2 separate regions of the Homo sapiens genome follow, and region 1 is linked to region 2. A link is an interaction called in ENCODE POLR2A ChIA-PET data of the cell type or tissue named here. Cell type or tissue: A673. All regions are shown on one strand. Links, peaks and the distances in the headings refer to the core of each region. The heading gives the core; the rest is flanking DNA. Region 1 overlaps VCF1 (VCP nuclear cofactor family member 1). Region 2 overlaps SLC39A11 (solute carrier family 39 member 11).

Region 1 (5,346 bases), core at 1-5,000, 510 kb after region 2:
TTGTCAATGAGATCATGTAAGCTGCTGACTGACCAAGTTTGTAGGACAAAAAGTCATTACATATTACTTTACTTGCAGAACTGTGCCATGTTTCCTACTAAAGTCTGAGGTGCAGACTCTGGTGGAATAGTGACACAGAAGTTATCTGGGTATACAAGAATCTAAAAGACATTCTCTCTGGAAATACAAATATATAACAAAGAGTAGAGACTATTATTAGGGAGTGTGCTTCACTGACAGTCTGAATTGGATCTGATTGTTCTCCTGTTACACAGGAGAGAGTACTTTCAATAGAACATCTACATACTGAGAGGTAGTATGGCAGTTAATTTCAGTGCAAGACTGAATCAAGCTTCCTATATTTTGGAAAAAAACTTATGTTTTTTCATGGAAACTAGATACTCTTTACTAGTTTATTGAATAAAAAAAATTGAAGATCCCGCATTTTTAAAAGGCCCTTTACATAAAGTAGAGTTTCTAGTTGACAGATTTGGAAATCAGTCTGAATGGGACATACTATGGATTCAACACACAGAATGAGTTTTCCTCAAACCACTACCTTGACATAGATTTGATACCCTCCCTCAAAAGAATCCTATAAAAAATTGCTTCAAAGCCCCTTTGAAATTGCAATAGTGCAGCAAAACCACAAGTAAACAACTGCCTGTTAACCTGTTATTTCAAATATAGACTGAAAAGCCAACAGGCATTTTTCGTGTGCAATTTTTCTTTTAAAACAAGTTGTAAGTTGAAATATCAAATCTGCACAGCGCTGTCCCTTCACAGAAGGCAAGAAACTGCCGGCACATCATGTCAGAGGCCGCCCTCGGTGCTGTAGGCTGTGGAAGTGGGCCTCCCTCAGGGTCTGGTTGATGTGGAAGTAGAGGCCTTGGCACAGCGCGGACTGCTCGGGCACGGGCTGAGGCGTGTTAGGGCTGGATCCGGCCATGGTCTGGCTCAAGCTGCCTTCCGGCCCGCTGGCCCTGTCCGGGCTATTGATGCTGCTGCTGCTGCTGCTGCTGCTCCCACCACTGTCACTGCCTGAAGACTGGAAGGAAGAAGAAAGAAACAGGGTCACAATAAGGCTGTTTTGTTTAAGAGCTTTACTGTGGTTTCATGTACAGCGCTCTATTAAGAGTACCTTTCCAGTTCAGCTTGAGGATGAAGACATATACTGGGCTTTGGAATTGATAAAGTACGCTCTCCTAAAACGTTTCATCCTCTCCTCACAGCCACCCTGTCAGGCTGAGCAGGGTTTATTGTCCTTAATACACAGCTCTAGGAGGATGGGTCCAGTCCAGGTTCAAGCACGGGCTGCCTAACTCCAAATCCTTTCAACTATATCCTAATTCTTTTGCACATATTCTATACCTGCTTTTCCCATTCATTTCAATAATTTCCAACCAAAGAAGGCAGTTCTCAGCCTCCAAGGGAATGTATGAGTCATTGGGACAGAGTATAAAAAAGGTGACAAATAAGATGGCTTCTGGGTATAAGCGAAGATAAAAACTAAAAGCCTATGCCAATTTTGTGATCATCATAGACACAAAATGGTATTCTGTAACTGCAGGACACAGACCCTGAAAGGACTTTAATAGACTTCTGGTCAAGTTATCTTATGTTGGCATTATTGCAGTTCATATGTACATGTGTGTACATGAGCGTGCCTAACTTTTTCTTTAATGTAACTAACATGACTTGGTGTTTTAGTCATCTTGGAGAGGCTACTCGGAGATCCCTGATAAGAGTCACTTTCATTCTGCAGTTCATGTTTTAAAAAAAAAAAAAAAAAAGTCACTTTCAGAAATTCCCGCCTTCCACCACTAGGACTCTCAAAGGGGAGGGTGACACGAAGGACCCATTTCAGAATTATGGTATTTTACAATTTTTTTTGGAGACAAGGTCTCACTCTGTTACGCAGGCTCGAGTGCAGTGGATCAAGCTCACTGCAGCCTCAATCTCCTGGGCTCAAGCAATTGTTCCACCTCAGCTTCCTAAGCAGCTGGTACTACAAGCGTACGCCACCATGCCTCGTTATTTTTTTTTTTTTTTTTTTTTTAGTAGAGACAAGATCTCGCTATGTTGCTCAGGCTGGTCTCCAACTCCTGAGCTCAAGCAATCCTCCTGCCTTGGCCTCTGAAAGTGCCAGGCAGGAAAGATTACAGGCATGAGCCACCATGCCCAGCCTTATTTTACAATTTTACTATTGCATTTCTAATAAATGACAACCCTGATAACTGAATTGGCAGTACCTTTCTGTGTTTACAGTGCAATACAATATTGTATTCAGCACATGAGAAAGAATTCTAGTAATTAATATCTAGCATATAATTGTTTTTTAAAACTTAGCCGTTTAATACATCCACATTTATGTTCCCTTAGGCAAAGACATTGGTTCTGAAATGTCTGCTTACAACTAGGTAAAGTCTACACATAAGAAAAAAAAGACTGGAGGCCAGGTGCAGTGCCTCACACTTGTAATCCCAGCACTTTGGTTGGCTGAGGCAGGTGGACTGCTTGAGTGCAGGAGTTCGAGACCTGGCCAACATGGCAAAACCCCAGCCTGGCCAACATGGCAAAACCCCCATCTCCATTAAAAATACAAAAAAATTGGCCGGGTGCAGTGGCTCATGCCTCAGGAGTTTTGAGACCAGCCTAGCCAACATAGTGAAACCCCGTATCAATTAAAAATACAAAAATTAGCCGGGCATGGTGGCAGGCGGCTGTAATCCCAGCTACTAGGGAGGCCGAGGCAGGAGATCGCTTGAACCTGGGGGGTGGAGGTTGCAGTGAGCCGAGATCGCGCCATTGCACCCAGCCTGGGCAACAAGAGCAAGACTTCATCTCAAAAAAAAAAAAGGCCAGGCGCGGTGGCTCATGCCTGTAATCCCAGCACTTTGGGAGCCCGAGGCAGGTGGATCACGAGGTCAAGAGGTCGAGACCATCCTGGCCAACAAGGTGAAACCCCATCTCCACTAAAAACACAAAAATTAGCTGGGCATGGTGGTGTGTGCCTGTGGTCCCAGCTACTAGGGAGGCTGAGGCAAGAGAATCGCTTGAACCCGGGAGGTGAAGGTTGCAGTGAGCCGAGATCACGCCACTGCCCTCCAGCCTAGTGACAGAGTAAGACTCCATCTCAAAAACAAAACAAAACAAAAAAATTATCTGGGCGTGGTGGCTCGCGCCTATAGTCCCAGCTACTCAGGAAGCTGAGGTGGGGGAATCACTTGAACCTCGGAGGTCGAGGTGGCAGTGAGCCAAGATTGCACCACCGCACTCCAGCCTACGCAATCGGAATGAGACTGTCTCAAAAAAAATAAAGACTGGAAAGAAAGAACGAAATCACAGTAGTTATATTAGGATGGAAAGATTATAGCTGCTTGACTTTTTCTACACTTCAACTTTTTTGCAATGTGGTTATTATGTATTTTTATTATAAAAATGTATAAATTAAACAAAATGCTGTTTACAGATATATATTTTAAAGTGATTCTTAAAATCCTAGTTCTATCCCTTTTTTGACCAAAAATTACATCCAATAATATGCATATAGATAACTTATCTGAAACAATGAAAACAAGCAATGTTCACAAAGCTGCCATCATTAACAAGACTCAAACCAAGACTTGTGATGGTGCCGAGGCCATTGGAGCTATGGTCACATACCCCAATACCTACAGGTAGCAGGGGACAACCCCTCTTTCTAGAATAAAAAAATAAAAAAATAAAAACCTCATGAAAGGATGATAATGGGCCGGGCTGATGAAGTCAGATAGCAGGATTTGCAGCCAGCTGCAACTGTATTTACTTAGAGGCTTAAGAAGTCAAAGTCAAAAACAAAAATTGTATTCTACAAAGGCGTCTCCTAACCTAGTATAACAATGTAGAATGGCCACTTGCACCTTGCGAATCATGAATATTTAACAAACAGGTCACTACACTCAATTAGAAACCCACCGCGCAGAACGCTTTGTTTCCTCTTAGTCTGTTTTCTTTACTGTTTCTCATTACAGGTACTGTCTGAAAATCAAGGCAAGAACTACAATCAGTTTCTAGTAAGTCAAGTTTTCATCTCAAATTATATCTATTTCGTACTATAATAGCACAAGGGTGATGCTACTCTAAGAAAAGGCAAAAGTTCTTTAAACAGATTAGGGAAGATTTCTGTACATAATTTTTTTTTATTTTTTATTTTTTTTAGGGTTAGGTAGATTTGCAATTTCCAGTTCATTTAAAAAATCTTGGCTGGGCGCGGTGGTTCACGCCTGTAATGCCAGCATTTTGGGAGGCTGAGATGGGCAGATCATGAGGTCAAGAGATCGAGACCTTCCTGGCCAACATGGTGAAACCCCGTCTCTACTAAAAATACAAAAATTAGCTGGGCGTGGTGGTGTGTGCCTGTAGTCCCAGCTGCTTGGGAGGCTGAGGCAGGAGAATCACTTGAACCCAGGAGGCGGAGGTTGCAGTGAGCTGAGATCACGCCACTGCACTCCAGCCTGGCAACAAAGCAAGACTGTCTCAAAAGAAAAAAAAAAAAGTGTTTACTGGGCCTTGTTTATAATGGCTAAAAATTGGAAACAACCTAAATGTCTAATAGAGAATTGGTTTAATTATATTACATCCATTAATATACATATATGATGAAATTCTATTCAGCCATTAGCAATGATCATAGAGACATACATATACTAACATCGAAGTCTTTGGCATCATTTTTTACATCATTTCAGTTCATACTAAGCAGTATATATAGTATATCAGTTGATTCTTAAAATGTTTTTCTCAAGTGTATTCATACATATATTTATATACACCAAAAACAATCTGGAAGGATATATATGACAAAATATTTACGATTTGGATCTTCTATTTTATTTTAAAATTTATTTTCTCAAGTGTCTATCAAAAAACATTTCTTTTGAGGAAGAAACTGATAATGAGTAAGTGAACTAAAGAATGCTACCATGGGCCAGGCATGGTGGCTCACACCTGTAATCCCAGCACTTTGGGAGGCTGAGGCAGGCAGATCACTTGAGGCCAGGAGTTCGAGACCAGCCTGGCCAACATGGCGAAACCGCGTCTCTACTAAAAATACAAAAAGTAGCCGGGCGTGGTGGCGCATCCCTGTAGTCCCAGCTTCTCAGGAGGCTGAGACAGCAGAATCGCTTGAACCTGGGAGGCAGAGGTTGTACTGAGCCGAGATGGCACCACTGCACTCCAGCCTGGGTGACAAAGTGAGACTCTGTTTCAAAAGAAAAAAAAAGAATGCTACTAGGAAACCAAGTAAGGTCTTCAATTACATTTAACTTCAAAATGGAGACTGAAAAGTATTGATACTGCCAATAT
Region 2 (5,381 bases), core at 260-5,259:
CCATGGGTTGGGCAAGCTTGCTGTAGACTTTGCTGGGAGGTAGGGGCAAAGAGGAGCGGCCCTGGCTTGGCCTGGGAATCTATCCAGTCTGTTACTCTTAAGCACCCTACAGCAGCTCAGATGGAGGGAGAGGAGCTTCAGGAAGCCCCTGCAATGTGTGCTGGTCTATCCATTCATTCATTAATAACAGCTGCCTCCTTGTCCCTCCTCTAAGGCTGAAACATATTTCTAGAAAGAGTTTAATCCACTCCTTGCCTTGGGGCCATGCTGTAAACACTTGGGATAGATGCCTGCCTATCCCACATTTAAAGATCTCTGGGGACAGAGCAACCCTGAGACAGAGCTGGCAAGGGCGGCCAGGGCTGTGGATTTGTCAGCCAGGGACCAGGGGACAAAGCCTTCTGTGTTGCTCTGTGCTGTTAACTCCACCGCATGTGATTCATCTTACTTGGCAGGGGATGGGTAGCTGAAATCCTGAAATCACTAGCTTTCGGGTTTGCTACCTACATCCGCCCCTCTGGAGGCCCTTTTCAGCATCTGGGGTTTGGTAGAGACCCACACCAAAAAAATCAGTCCACGAAAAACCTCAACACAGGAGCTGGCCTCCTCCAGAGTGGTACTTCTGGTACCTGACTTATGGCAAGATAGATCAGGGGTTTCTGCAAGAACAGAAGCTCTTGGGAGACGAAGGTTGAATGTGTAATCTTGGTTGCCAGTCAGCCTGCCATCGTGCGCCTGGGGCGAAGGGACATGATGCTGCTGGCTTCTTTGGCGGGAGATGGGCAAAGTTTGGGTCAGCATCTTTGTTAAAATCCGTATTTCACATCCTGTGCTTGTTCTACTGCATTCTACCAGGACAAAGAACTTGACTGCAATTTTATTTTTTAATAGTTTTCCATTAACAGTTGGGGTGGAGCGGTCATTTTAAATCTCAGAATCATAAAGTCATTTCTATCTAATCTTTGGGCAGTAAGTACAGCTGCTTCTGAATCACATACAGTTTGAAGGAAACCTAAAATGCCAGGAGGACATTTAACTATTTTTATATACAACAGCCAACATCTGGATGTATTCAGTGGTTTCTGAACATCTCCAAGATACACCGCCATGAAAGGCGGGGCTGGGGACTGCCAGGGAAGGGACACAGGAGTCAGAATGCACAGCCCTGCCCCCAGGGTCCCCAGGCCTTAATGAAGGAGACAGAACAAGCAATCCAAGGCAAGGGCAAGAAAGGGGTAAGACAGAGGTGGGGCTGTGTATTAGTCCGTTTTCACGCTGTTCATAAAGACATACCCAAGACTGGGCAATGTACAAAAGAAAGAGATTTAATGGACTCACAATTCCACGTGGATGGGGAGGCCTCACAGTCATGGCAGAAGGTGAAAGGCACATCTCACATGGCGGCAGACAAGAGAAGAGTGACAGCCAAGCGAAACGGGTTTCCCCTTATAAAACCATCAGATCTCCTGAGACTTATCCACTACCATGAGAACAGCATATGGGAAACCACCCCCATGATTCAATTATCTCCCACTGGGCCCCTCCCACAACATAAGGGAATTAGGGGAGCTACAATTCAAGATGAGATTTGGGTGGGAACATAGCCAAGCCATATCAGGCTGACACACGTGGTACACGTGGGCCCTGCACAACCTGCAGCCTGAAGCTCCACCAAGCTCAGATGGGACGACGTGCTTGGGGGCCACATTCACCTTCCATCACATTCCATCCCAGTGGCAGAGCTGGGAAACTTTGGAAGAACTGGTCTCATTTTGCAGTTCTCACCCAGATGTTTGGCATGGTTTTGGCACTGCCAACAATGCCTTCCAGGAGGTTAAAGACCTGGAATTTCGCCTGAAGAGAGGGAGGTGTGGAGGAAGCTGATCAAGCCTCAGAAGTGGGGATCTATGGAGGACAAAAACTAGCTCCGCTCTCCACTGAGGAGGGCACACAAGGACGTGGTGTTGAGGGACCATCTCCTTGTGTGGCGATGCTAAGCAGGAAGGCTGTGGGGCCAGAAAGAGCTCTTTCAAGAGATAGTGAGTGATGCAGTTTAAAGAACAGAGACCTGGCTAGGCATGGTAGCTCATGTCTGTAATCCCAGCACTTTGGGAGGCCGAAGTGGGCAGATACCTGAGGTCAGGAGTTCGAGACCAGCCTGGCCAACATGGTGAAACCCTGTCTCTACTAAAAATACAAAAATTAGCCAGGTGTGGTGGTGCATGCCTGTAGTCCCAGCTACTGGGGAGGCTGAAGCACAAGAATTGCTTGAACCTGGGAGGCGGAGGTTGCAGGGAGCCGAGGTTGTACCACTGTACTCCAGCCTGGGAGACAGAGGGAGATTCTGTCTCAAAAAAAAAAAAAAAAAAAGAAAAAGAGAAAGAAAGAAAGAGAAAGAAAAGGAAGGAAGGAAGGAAAAGAAAAAAAAAAAGAACATAGACACGCAGAGTGTGGTGGCTCACGCCTGTAATCTCAGCACTGTGGGAAGCTGAGGTGGAAGGACTGTTTGAGCCCAGAAGTTAAGTTTGAGACCAGCCTGGGTGATATAAAGAGACCCCATCTCTATAGAATGTTTAAAAATTAGCCAGCTGTGGTGGTGCCTGCCTGTAGTCCTGGCTACTCAGGAGGCTGAGGTGGGAAGATTGCCTGAGCCTGGGAGATGGAGGCTGCAGTGAGCTGTGATCACACCACTGCACTCCAGCCTAGGTAATGGAGTGAGACTCTGTCTCCATAAAATAAAATAAAAAAGAACATAGACATTTCTCAGGGTGGACAGATCACTAACCTTGGATATACCAATCCACATGCTCTCATAAACTCGCAAGCTAACCCTATCTTCCTGTGTTCTACTGAGTCCAAAGATAGGAGGCTACTGTTTTTTTCTTTAGGCAGCACCTAGCACAGTGGCTGGCACATAGTAGGCCTTCAAGTGCTTGAAGCATGTACTACCTAGGGTGGTGGTCTCAACCAGGCCAATTTGGACCCCTAGGGAACAGTGGGCAATGTCTGCAGACATTTTTGGTTGTCACAACTAGGGGGAAGGCATCTAGTGGGAAGAGGCTAATGCACAGGGCACCCCCCGCCTACAACAAAGAATTATCTACCAGATGATCAACAGTGCCAAGTTCTAGAGACCGACGGTCTTCCACTCTACCAAATGAGTCATCAAAGTACACGACAGTGCCAAGTTCTAGCAGTCATATTTGCACAAAAGCAGGAAGGGTCCATGGGAGAGTATGGGAATTCCTCTTTTCCAGGGAATTTTAAGAGTGGATTCCAGCCAGGCATGGTGGCTCACAAATGTAATCCCAACACTTTGGGAGGCTGAGGCGGGTGGATCACTTGAGGTCAGGAGTTCCAGACCAGCTTGGCCAACACGGTGAAACTCCGTCTCTACTAAAAATACAAAAATTAGCCAGGTGTGGTGGTGCATGCCTGTAATTCCAGCTACTCAGGAGGCTGAGGCAGGAGAATCGCTTGAACCCTGGAGGTGGAGGTTGCAGTGAGCCAAGATCACGCCACTGCACTCCAGCCTGGGTGACAGAGTGAGACTCCATCTCACCAAAAAAAAAAAAAAATGGAAGAAAGGAAAAAAAAAATTGATTCCCTCTGTCTTTGTGGGGTTGGGAGTCAGAAAGAAAGAAGACATAAATGGGCTGCCTGATCTCCTAAGCTCCCTTACCGCCCCATCACCAGACACCAGAGCTGTCGGTTGGCAGGTCTTCATCTGTCTGCCTCTTCCTCCCACTTGGGTTTATTTTATAGGCTTTTCCTGAGATATTAGGGGGTTTCCATCAGGAGTGGATCCCTTCCAAACCACAAGGCAATGAAAAGTCCTGCATGTGGGACTGATGTGCTGGTGTGTATGTGCTTTAGGAGCGAGAAAGACAGCAACATAAACCCTGTGCATCAAAGCCAAATCCCTCTACACTCAAGTTCCAACTTGCAGAAATTTTTATAGCCAAGTAATGATATGCAAAGCTGATGGCCTTTTAATTATAGCAGTTCCGTGTGGGGAGAAATAGGAGAACTATTATAATAAGGAGACACAGTAAGCAAAAGAACACCTTTGAATGGGCATTTTCTTGCTGGGGTAAAGGTAACATGGGGGGTTGGGGGGCGATACCCCACAGGGTTCCAAGCATGTCACCCACATTCTTTGTCTTGACAATATGCCCGTGAAACACACAGAGTAAGGTTTCCTGCCCCCACTTTTCTGATGATCTGTTTCTCCATGGCCAAACTGAAGTCCAGACAGATTCAGTCCTTAAATCCATTTTGGAAAACTGTTAACATCCATGGCCAACCAAGATCAACTCAGAGTTTTCAGAAACCAAGAACCTGAATGAACATAGGAGATGTTTAGCTATCTTCTATCTCAGTGTCTCTTTGGGAGAGGCTTAGAAATTAATTTCTCTGTTTGATGATCCCTAAACAGAGGAACCCACCTCAAAATAAGACAAACTGTTGGCCGGGGGTGGTGGCTCATGCCTGTAATCCCAGCACTTCGGGAGGCCGAGGTGGGTGAATCCTTTGAAGCCAGGAGTTCAAGACCAGCCTGGCCAACATGGTGAAACCCCATCTCTACTAAAAATACAAAAATTAGCCGGGCATGGTGGCATGCGCCTGTAGTCTCAGCTACTTGGGAGGCTGAGCCATGAGAACCACTCGAACCTGGGAGGTGGAGGTTGCAGTGAGCTGCGATCATGCCACTGTACTCTAGCCTGGACGACGGAGTGAGACTCTTTCCAAAACAACAACAACTATTATTTTTACCAGAGCATACCTGCTATTTGCCCAAACACTGTATGGAGCATTTTAGACATATCAACTTGCTAGTTCATGTAATCTTCTTATGGGAGATAAACTATTATCATCCCTCACTGACAGATGAGGAAACCAAGGTACAGAGATCTCGATTCACTTGTTCAAGACTATGTAGCTAGTAAATCGCAGCACCTCGATTTGGACCTAGGAAGTCTGACTTCAGGGTCCTTGCTCTAATGTGGTGCTAGGCTCCCTTTCTGGAGAACAGCTCCCCAGTTTTCCCATCATTTAGATTAAAGAAGTCAAAGATGCGGCTAGATTCACTGGTCCTAAGGAATAACAGTAAAGATGAGGATGTATGTTGACAAATCCCTTTTATTTGATACGCTTTTCAGTGGGTCCTGCAAGGCCCTGAATTTTATGGTAGACTCTATGCATAAAGTGATGCTGTCCCTCAAAAAAGCCAAAGCGCCATCTGTGTGCATTTTATCCACAAACCAATGGAATCAACCATGAAGGACCAGGGGTATGAAGGTCCCCTCTCATACCTTAGCATGACCTGGCAGTTCCCTGGGGGGTCCTCTTCCCCTCTCAGTCCATGTGGTTTAGCTGGA

What was found. ChIA-PET counts read pairs that join two places held together with the same protein. Peaks named below come from ENCODE experiments on the same cell type or tissue, not always from the same donor. Only the 100,000 strongest peaks of a DNase experiment are listed, where the experiment ranks them.
Region 1: POLR2A ChIA-PET joins it to region 2 with 11 read pairs; 4 of 35 experiments call an interaction of 5 or more read pairs at or near these places.

What each region holds. Positions count from the first base shown.
Region 1 is chr17:73,208,721-73,214,066 of GRCh38, forward strand. It overlaps VCF1 (VCP nuclear cofactor family member 1), which reads right to left. Exons shown (of 4, transcript NM_001098832.2): 3 at 3,958-4,020; 4 at 1-1,048. The coding sequence ends at 809. Among named protein-coding and RNA genes, the nearest start is that of COG1, 18 kb to the left of the region's middle. In A673, for the core only: a CTCF peak has its summit at 1,837; no DNase peak of the experiment used is centred there.
Region 2 is chr17:72,699,377-72,704,757 of GRCh38, forward strand. All of the region lies in intron 7 of SLC39A11 (solute carrier family 39 member 11), which reads right to left. Among named protein-coding and RNA genes, the nearest start is that of LINC00511, 62 kb to the left of the region's middle. In A673, for the core only: no CTCF peak of the experiment used is centred there; DNase peaks (open chromatin) are centred at 3,125 and 3,845.